Linked DNA regions of Homo sapiens: region 2 is linked to region 1. Evidence: read pairs that join two places in POLR2A ChIA-PET (ENCODE). Cell type or tissue: MCF 10A. All regions are shown on one strand.

Region 1 (5,000 bases):
AAACTCTGTCTCAAAAAAAAAAAAAAAAAAAAAAAAGACTATATATGTGGCTCTAATTTACAACTTGCATGGTATTTCTATTAGATAGTTCTGTTATAGTATTTTAATCCATTTTTAAAACTAATTATTTTAATCAACAAATGAAAACTATAAATATACACATGATATAATGTACAACACATTTTGAAATATGTCAATTTTGAATTAATGTGATAAATTAATAAATCATCTCTGAAATAATGGTATTAGCCCCAGGGTCATATAGTGAAAAGAGAACTGACTTGGGTAGCAAGAGATATGGATTCTAGAATTTTTTAAAAAAAGAATCCAGGGCTGGGCACAGAGGCTTACACTTGTAATCCTAGCACTTTGGTAGGCTAAGACGGGCCGATTGCCTGAGCTCAGGAGTTGGAGACCAGCCTGAGCAACATGGTGAAGCCCTGTCTCTACTAAAATACAAAAACTTAAGTGAGCATGGGTGGCATGCGCCTGTAGTCCCAGCTACTTAGGAGGCTGAGGCATGAGAATTACTTGAACCCAGGAGGCAGAGGTTGCAGTGAACCAAGATCACACAACTGCACTCCAGCCTAGGAAACAGAGCGAGACTGTGTCCAAAAAATAAAATAGAATAAAATAAAATAAAATAAAATAGAACCCAGGAGCCCATACTAATACAAATGAATGAATGAATGAATGAATGAATAGGGGCAAACGGAAAACTTACTTACAGTAGGATTCTAGCAACCTCATGTGCCTCCTGATATCATGCCCTGAGAAGGACACTGCACCATGGCTGTACTGTGCTGTGTCTGTGCTAAAGTCGCAGAACTTGAATTTAACCACAAGAAAACTCCAACAAACCCAAATCTAGGGCCGTTCTTCAAAATAACTGACCTATACTCTTTAAAAGTGTCAAGGTCCTAAAAGACAAAGAAAGACAAAGGAGTTATTCCAGATGAAAGGAAACTGAAGAGACATGACAACTACATCTGTTTGAATCTGAATTGGATCTTGGGACAGATAAAGGACATTAGTGGGATAATTGACAAAATTTGAATAAGGTCTGTAGATTAGTTAACAGTATTGTTTTAATGTTAATTTCCTGATATTATACCTGTACTATGGTTATGAAAGAGAGTGTTCTTGCTTTTAGGAAATACACACTGAAGTATTTACGGATGAGGGAAATTGAAATTCTAGTTCCAACTTTATTAGCTGGGGCATCTAGGACAAGTTATTTAAACTCTCTGGGCCTCAGTTTTTTCATTTGCACTGGCTCAGTGGTCTTCAAAGCGTGGTACTTCTAAAACAGCGTCATCTGGGAAGTTGTTAGAAATGCAAATGTACATGCCCCACCCCAGACCTGAATCAGATACTGGGAATAGAGCCCATGTTTTAGCAGGCCCTTCAAAAGATCCTGATGCATGCTCATATTTGAGAACCACTGCCCTAGTTGATTACTAAGGTCCTCTTTAGCCTTAATGTTCTGCGGTTCTCATTTGTCTCTCCTGCTGAGGACAACCCATTCCCAAAAAGGATATCCCTCCCCCAAGTCATTCATCATTTATTTGGTGCTGACGAAGGGCTGGCCAGGAAGTTGGGAGTGCTGGAACTTTGGAGAAACAGTTCTCCTGGGCATTCAGACTCAACCTCTGCTTGCAATAGGTACAGATTAAACGTAGAACATTTAATAACCCTACTTAGCTCAGGAAACATTGAAGAAACCAAGTGATGCATAATTACGTTCCACGCAGTGGCTTGTCTGCCTCGGCTTCTTACTAAAATGCTTGAGCCAGTTGCTTCTAGGAGGAATAAGGCTGTGAATCACTCTGGCATGTTTCTATTACTAGCTATAGAAAGGTTTACCTCAGACTTCTCTGCAGGATAAATGTTTCCTGGATTACTCAGGTGGCGAGAATCTCTCCTAGTGCCTTCTAAGTCATTCTACAAACTCAGTCACTCTTGTCTGTTAAGAGTCTAAGCTGTGGCCCAACAGAGTATTAAGCTTGCTTCTGATTGGCTGATTAAAAACAAAAACAAACAAAATCTCTCCCATCTTGGTGACTGGATTGCCCCTGTGTCCTGCTTCCTAGAGGTTCCCACTCACACCTACTCCCTTATCTTCAACACCACCTGACTCCCAAATCTACTTTTTTAGTCCTGACCATTCCTTAACTTTAATTTCTGATTTTTTTTTTTACATTTTTATTTATTAAACAATACACCCATATGATTCAAAACTCGAGAAATGCAAAAGGCTATTTAGTATAAATCTGTAGGCATTATGTCCTTCCTTTCCCTGACTGTAACCCCTCCGCCATCATCCTCCAACTTCAATTTCTAATTTGTTACCATCCTGGAGATCTACTTTTATGTTTGTTTGTTTGTTTACTTATTTATTTATTTATTGAGAGGCAGGGTCACACTCTGTCGCCCAGGTTGGAGTGCAGTGGCGCAGTCATAGCTCACTGCAGCCTCAAACTCCTAGGCTCAAGAGATCCTCCCACCTCAGCCTCCTGAGAAGCAGGGACTATAGGCACAAGCCACCATACCCTGGTGATTTTTTTAGAAAATTTTCGTAGAAATGGGCGTCTGGCTATGTTGCCCAGGATGGTCTTGAACTCCTGGCCTCAAGCATTCCTCCCACCTCAGCCTCCCAAAGTGTTGAGATTACAGGCATGAGTCGTTGCACCCAGCCAGGATTCCCTCTTAGAACTGATGTCCCTTGAAAGTCACCGTGTCCTAGAATGAACCCATTATCTTCCCTATTACCCTGAACCTACCATCTTTAAGCCTCTTTGTTTTCACCAGTAAAATGGGCTAATAATAGGACTTTCTTCATAGGGTGTTTTGTATGTTCCCCATAGAGGCAAGACTTGTAAGCTTTCACACTGCTGGAAACATAGTAAGCACTCAGTAAAAATTCACTATTGATAATGCAGTAATGATACCAAGAAATTCTCCCAAAATTGAATATCTATGTATGGCTTTCCCCTCTACTTCCCCTCCCCACCCACAGTCCCCCAGTCTTCCAAACTGCCAAGCTCTGGGGTTTATTTTTTTTCCTCTTTCCTTTCTCTATTCCAGATGTTTGGCCTCATCTATCTTTATATTGTCCCCTTCTTGATGGGACTTGGATGGGGCAAGAGGAATTAGGAGGAAATTCCCTGGGAAGCTGCCCTTTTCTTGCGAGGGCTCTTGGGCTAAGCTGCTGAGGAGACTTCTCAGCTCAAGGGTTACATGCCTTTGCCCCACGCCCCTCCCATCATGGACTCTCCCAGTCTCTCTTCTGGGATGTTGCTGGTAATTAGTAGTTCATTCCTGACATTGCTATTTCCCCCTGGGCCAAATGACCAAGATAGATATATTTAAAAATACAGGGTTTCCTGGCTCTCTTTAGCATGTTTAATCTTCCCACCATAGCTTACATTTCCCTCTCTTCCCTTGGACTTCACAAACAAATGCACAATTAGCATTTTCACAGTAAAATAAATAAATACACACGAGAACAAATCCTTCCATCTGTCAAGTGTTGTAGTCCTTAAATATAAAGGACTGCTATCTTGACATAGGGGAGGAAAGGAGGGACAATGAATGACTGCCTCACTGACAGCAGTCAGAATTTGAAGGAAAACAAAGGTACCAATGCTGCCATTTCTGCATTCCAATCTGTATTTTCTTAACCGTCTTCTCTCCCAAGCCACCCTTAGCCAGTGGGTATTCCACACCAAGGACTGCATTAGACCTAGTTGTATGAGCCATTAAAGTTTTCAGCTGGGCGCGGTGGCTGACACCTGTAATCCCAGCACTTTGGGAGGCCAAGGCAAGTGGATCATTTGAGGTTAGGAGTTCAAGACCAGCCTGGCCAACATGGTGAAATCCTGTCTCTACTAAAAATACAAAAATTAGCTGGGCATGGTGGCTCATGCCTGTAATCCCAGCTACTCAGGAGGCTGAGGCAGGAGAATCACTGGAGCCCGGGAGGCAGAAGTTGCAGTGAGCAGAGATTGCACCACTGCACTCAAACCTGGGCAACAGAGCAAGACTCTACCTCAAAAAAAAGTTTTCATAGTGTGGCCCTTGAGTTAAGAATATCTTTCACAGCCTGAGCAATGAAGTGAGATCTTTTCTCTACTAAAAAAAAAAAAAATTTATCCAGGCATGGTGGTGCAGACTGGGGAGGCTGAGGCGGGAGGATTGCTTGAGCCCAGGAGTTGGAGACCAGCCTGTGCAACATAGGGAGACCCCATCTCTACAAAAAATTTAAAAATTAGCTGGACATGGTGACACTCACCTGTAGTCCCAACTACTTGGGAGGCTGAGGTGGGAGGCTCACTTGAGCCCAGGAGATGGAGGCTGCAGTGAGCTGTGATCATGCCTCTGCATTCTGGCCTGGGTGACAGAGTGAGACCTTGTCTCAAAAAAAAAAATAAAAATTCTTTCTTATCCACCTGGTAACTTGGAAATGAGTACATGAACCTCTAACTGCTCTCTACTAAGCCATATTTGAGCCTGGTAGAGCGACGTCTCAACAGAAACTGCAGTCTATCAGAACATGGTAATCTTGCCAAATGAAGTGGTTAAAAGAGAAATACCTTCTTAACCAAAGCTAAAACATCTGCAACCTGGTTGTAACATTTCATATTTGATTTCAAGGAACATTAGATTTATTATGTCATGTACTTCCATTTTGTGACAGATGCTTCCTCTGCAGGAATATATTGGGTTCAAACATTTCTACCTCCAGGAATCGTTTCTTCACCCTGGTTTCCCTTCACTGGTCAGTTATTTTCCCTGGGTTCGCATAACCAATAAACAGTATTGTTCTGCTTTGGGTCCTGTGTTTTTAGGGGGCCTCCCTCTGACCCTCTTTTTGACTGTTCCCTCCTTACAGGACAAATAGTGCCCTCCCAGAGCCCATGCCTTCCCTTTTGGACCATATTCTAGGTACCCAACACCCCAGAATACTCTCCTTAAACAGCCCAGAGCCCTCTTCCATA
Region 2 (5,000 bases), 85 kb before region 1:
ATATTTTTAAAAAACAGCAGATGGATATCCCTACTGCATTTGAGACCTGGTTTCGGTTCGACCTCCTCTGGGGAAGCTCACAAGCAACACTAGAATCTCAGCTCTCTCTGTTCGCTGATGTCATCTGAGATTTTTCTTTTTTTTTTTTTTTTTTTGGCAATGGAGTCTCGCTGCGATGCCCAGGCTGGAGTCTAATGGTATGATCTCAGCTCACTACAACCTCCGCTTCCCTGGATCAAGCAATTCTCCTACCTCAGCCTCCTGAGTAGCTGGGACTACAGGCGCGTGCCACCATGCCCAGCTAATTTTTGTATTTTTAGTAGAGACCAGGTCTCACCCTATTGGCCAGGCTGGTCTTGAATTCCTGACCTCAAATGATCCACCCACCTCGGCCTCCCAAAGTGCTGGGATTATAGGCGTGAGCCACCACACCCAGCCCATCTGAGGTTTTTCTAATGTAGAGAATATACCATAGTGTTTTAAATAACCTACCCTCTTACATTTGACTGCACTCCCTTCTTCAACACACAGATTGGGGGCAGGAGCTGCTTTTTCAATGAGAAGAATGAACAGACCTAGTGGGCGTTGCCTTTAGACCCAGGTAAGAGGAATCCCAGCCTTGGGACATTACTTTCAAGGGCCAAGCCCATAGGCCATCCTTCTAGAACATTCTTTGGGTAGCTAGGGCTTCATAAGTCACTTACTGGGTTTGTCCTCCTTGAGTGGACTGTGTTGTCGGTGTGCACACCTGTATTTCCATGGAATGGTATCTTAGTCCTGCTGCTATAACAATACCTGAGACTGAAAAATGTATAAACAATAGACATTTATTTCTCACAGTTCTGGAGGCTGGGAAATCCAAGATCAAGGCACCAGCTGGTTTGGTGTCTGGCGAGGGCTGCTCTCTGCTTCCAAAATGGTGCCTTGGGGCTGGGCGTGATGGCTCATACCTATAATCCCAGCACTTTGGGAGGCCAAGGCGGGCAGATCACCTGAGGTCAGGAGGTTAAGACCAGCCTGGCCAACATGGTGAAAACCCCATCCCTACTAAAAATACAAAAAATTAGCCAGGCATGGTGATGCATGCCTGTAATTCCAGCTACTTGGGAGGCTGAGGCAAGAGAATTGCTTGAACCCAGGAGGCAGAATTTGCAGTGAGCCGAGATTGCACCACTGCACTCCAGCCTGAGTGATAGAGCGAGACTCTGTCTCAAAAGACAAACAAAAAACCAAAATGGTGCCTCATTGCTGGATCTTCCAAAAGGGATGAACGTATGTTCTCGAATGACAGAAAAGACAGAAGGGCAGAAAGTGTCCAAACTCACTCCATCAATCCCTTTTATAAGGTGCTAATCACTCCCTAAACACCCCATCTCTTATTACTGTTGCACTGGGGATTCAGTTTCAGCATGAGTTTTGGAGGGATACAGACATTCAAACCACAGCATTGTGCACACTCCTTTTTCTATGGAATGGCCAAGGTGCAGCTATTTGCAGAGGCTCTGACAGAGCTCCGCTGTGGAGCTGGGGTGTCCACATGCCTGTATGGAAGAACTTTCATGGCACCGGAGCCTGGTGGGAAGAGAAGTGGGCTGGGCTATAGACTGGGCACCAGGGACTATCACCTCGTGCCACCACATTTAGTGTAGAGTTCCAGAGAGGCCACAAATTCTTCATTTGAACTGGACTCCCCAGCCTCATGTTCCTCTGCAGGATGTAAAAGGTAATGCCAGCAGACGTTGGCAGTGCTGGAGACACCTGGTGGGCAGAGGTTACCTGGCTGGAGTGGCAGGTGTGAGGAGATGCCTCCCAGCATAAGGAATGTGGGCTTCTGTTGGATCTCTTGTTCCAGGCCTCACACATGTTCAAGGCAGCCTGGGTATGTCTTGGCCCATTCAATCCCTCAAAGCCCTGTTTAATTCTCATCTTGCTGTCACCTATGTGGTGCCAAGAAACAAGTCACCAAAATAATGAAATGCCTACCTAAGCTTAAAAACAAAACCATGAGGTCTTTCTAAATAAATTATGAAAAAGTGCAAACTGCAGGTCCCTGTAATGATTTCAAAGACTCCGTTCCAACAATGCATTAATTTAAAAAGGGAGTATAAGGCAAAGGGGGGTGATTAGAAGAGGAAGGCAGCTGACATCAAACTGAATATACCAAGTTTCCTCCTCAAAAACGAGTGTGCATTATTTGTGGTGACCATTCTTGGTATTGTTCTATTACGTAAAACACAGCATAGCATCATTCTTTTAGATGCCATTCATTTAATATATGGGCAAATGTACATGGTTAGGCTAGACTGGAGCACTTGTCTACACTGCTTAAAAGAAAAGATTTACTAAAAAAATTCAAAGGACAAACGAAAGTGCAAAGGGAATGTTAGGTTTAATTAAGAAATCAGCTCTTTAAAGGGCTTAACCAGAATAATTGTTGGTATGCAAGTGGGGTTGTGAATTATAAATGAATCATTCATTCTTTGAAGAATGATCTCTTCTTGGAAAAGGATCTCTTCTTGGAAAGACTTGGGGAGCATTTTAAGTTGTTGAAGGCCAGGTGTGGTGGCTCATGCCTGTAATTGCAGAACTTTGGGAGGCCAAGGTGGGTGGATTACCTGAGGTCAGGAGTTCGAGACCAGCCTGGCCAACATGGTGAAACCCTGTCTCTACTAAAAATACAAAAATTAGCTGGGCATGGTGGCATGCGCCTGTAATCCCAACTGCTTAGGAGGCTGAGGCAGGAGAATCGCTTGAACCTGGGAGGCAGAGGTTGCAGTGAGCCATGATCGTGCCACTGCCCTTCAGCCTAGGTGGCAGATACTAATAATTACTGAGTCGTTTTAAGTCGGTAACATTTGTTAGGTGTTTATTACATGCTAGTTCCTCAGTTCCAAGTATTTAGTCTTCACCACAGGCCTAGGATTATGACCATTTTATAGAGGAGGAAAATGAAGGCCTCCAAGTGCCTTGCCTGAATTACCTAGCTAAATGCTAGGAAAGCAAAGACAAGTACAACAGGCTGTCTGCCTTTAAGAAGTTTACCACCTAGTATTTTTTAATGTAAATTCTCTAATAAGTTCAGGCCAGCTTCCTCTTCCAGCTCATCTGAATTTGGTGAATTTCAATAAAATAAAACAATACGAAAAACGTTTCTACGCAATTAACTGTTGTCATGTATTATAATAGGAATAAGGGGGAAAGCCGTCTTATGGAATATTGAGTCCACACTTGAGAATCAATTGCCTGAAGAACATTCTTATTTCCAGATTGTAGCATGGTCTTTTTATGCCTGAACAATGACAAAAAGAGTGATGATTTTGTAACAAAACCTCAGGGACGCAATTAACAAGTTGTCATTTCTAATTCATGTGGAAATGCTGTTTTATTTTTCAGAGAATTGTAGCAGTGGTGTTCATTTAATTAAGAATCTGATGTTGCGGAAGGGCAATTGAGTGAAATTTATAATATTGTAGACAGACATGTATGCAAACACAAAAGAAAATTGGTTAAGGATCTAAGTGCCAGCTTATTTTCCTTTGAACAGCCCATTTTTACATGATTTGTGAGCTGTTTCATAAAGGAATCATATAAGTATATTTTATCCTTTTAAAGATATTTTACGGTAAACTCATCTAACTAGTAATTGTACAAGGCTCATAAATAGTCAAAAAGAAAAGTGCCTGTAACTTTTGACAATATTGAAGGTGACTACCTCTGTATTAGAAGGCAGTTTAGGATCTAGTAGCTTTCCCAACTGCAAGTAATGGCATATTCTAATTTATATGAACAACATCATAAAACCAATAAGGTAAAGAAAATAGGTTTGAATGAGAAAGTATTCTGAGAAAGGTGGGGAATGGGCGTCAGATATGGATTGGAAGGAGACAAGAGATCGGAAAGGTGACAGAAGAGAGCCCCCACTGTGGTGGCTACTGCCTGCACCTTCACCAGGAAGTGTTGCTCACCTGTCCAAGCCACAAGTTCTGGTCATGTCGTAGATCCAAGTGCCTCCAGGTGGATGTGCCACTTCCAAGGCCCAGCCTTCCTAAGCCACCTCACCTTAAGGTCTGGATACATTTGTTCACAGTATGCACTTTTTGAGTGCTAATTATGTGCCAGGCACTGGGCTAGGTCCTGGGGACACACCCATGAACAAGGAGAGCAGGTTCCTGGCCTCTTGCAGCTGACATTCTAGTCAGAGGAGACAGTCTGTAAACACATAGATAAATAATTGAAAGAGTTGCACATGGCGATTTGCGCTGAGAAAATAAAGCAAGGTAAAGAGATTTAAGTGTGAGAGAAGAAAAGGGGCTGTTTAAAGAGGTGGTTAGGGAAGGCCTCTCTGAGGTCAGGACATCTGAGCAGCGAAGGAGCCAGCGATGGGAAGCACCGGGGGCGGGGGTAGGACACTCCAGACGGAGCAAGTACAAAGGCCCTGGGGCAGGAAGGACCCTGATGTGCTGGATGAGGAGCAAGAGGGTGCCAGTATCGCTGAGCTGGAGAAGAGGAAGAAAAGTGGGAGAGGAAGATGAAGAAGTCACAGAGGTCAGGCCATGTGGGCCTTTTAGGCATGGCCAAATGCTTGGATTCTCTTCCAAGGAGAATGGGAAGTCATTGGAAGATCTTAAGTAGGGACATGATAAGACTGATTTATACTTTCCAATTATTACTGTGACTACTCTGTGGGGACCAGATTATAGGAAGATGATAATAAGGTGAGTGAAAAGAGTGGCCAGTCGTGGCATCCGCCTCCTTCCACAGAGATGAGTACAGGCTGAAGTCTTGTCCGTAAGATGCTTCTGTGGAAGTTACAGGGAGCTGACCCTGGCCTTGGAACTAACTGTGGTGGGATCAGAGAGGGGGGAAGCAGAGATGGTGCCAGCTTTGGCCCAAAGATCAGAAGCAGTAAGGACTCTGTGCCTCTGGCAAAAGGACAACTCCATGTTTTCTGTGCAAACATCCAAGTTACCATTTCCCCAGGCGACATTGCAGCTGTGGGG

What was found. Peaks named below come from ENCODE experiments on the same cell type or tissue, not always from the same donor. Only the 100,000 strongest peaks of a DNase experiment are listed, where the experiment ranks them.
Region 2: POLR2A ChIA-PET joins it to region 1 with 5 read pairs; 6 of 35 experiments call an interaction of 5 or more read pairs at or near these places.

What each region holds. Positions count from the first base shown.
Region 1 is chr1:178,631,374-178,636,373 of GRCh38, forward strand. No RefSeq gene overlaps it. Among named protein-coding and RNA genes, the nearest start is that of MIR4424, 44 kb to the right of the region's middle. RefSeq lists a silencer at 1,721-2,015. In MCF 10A, no CTCF peak of the experiment used is centred here; a DNase peak (open chromatin) is centred at 1,878.
Region 2 is chr1:178,546,563-178,551,562 of GRCh38, forward strand. It overlaps C1orf220 (chromosome 1 putative open reading frame 220), which reads left to right. Exons shown (of 3, transcript NR_033186.1): 3 at 532-2,327. Among named protein-coding and RNA genes, the nearest start is that of C1orf220, 6.3 kb to the left of the region's middle. In MCF 10A, no CTCF peak of the experiment used is centred here; no DNase peak of the experiment used is centred here.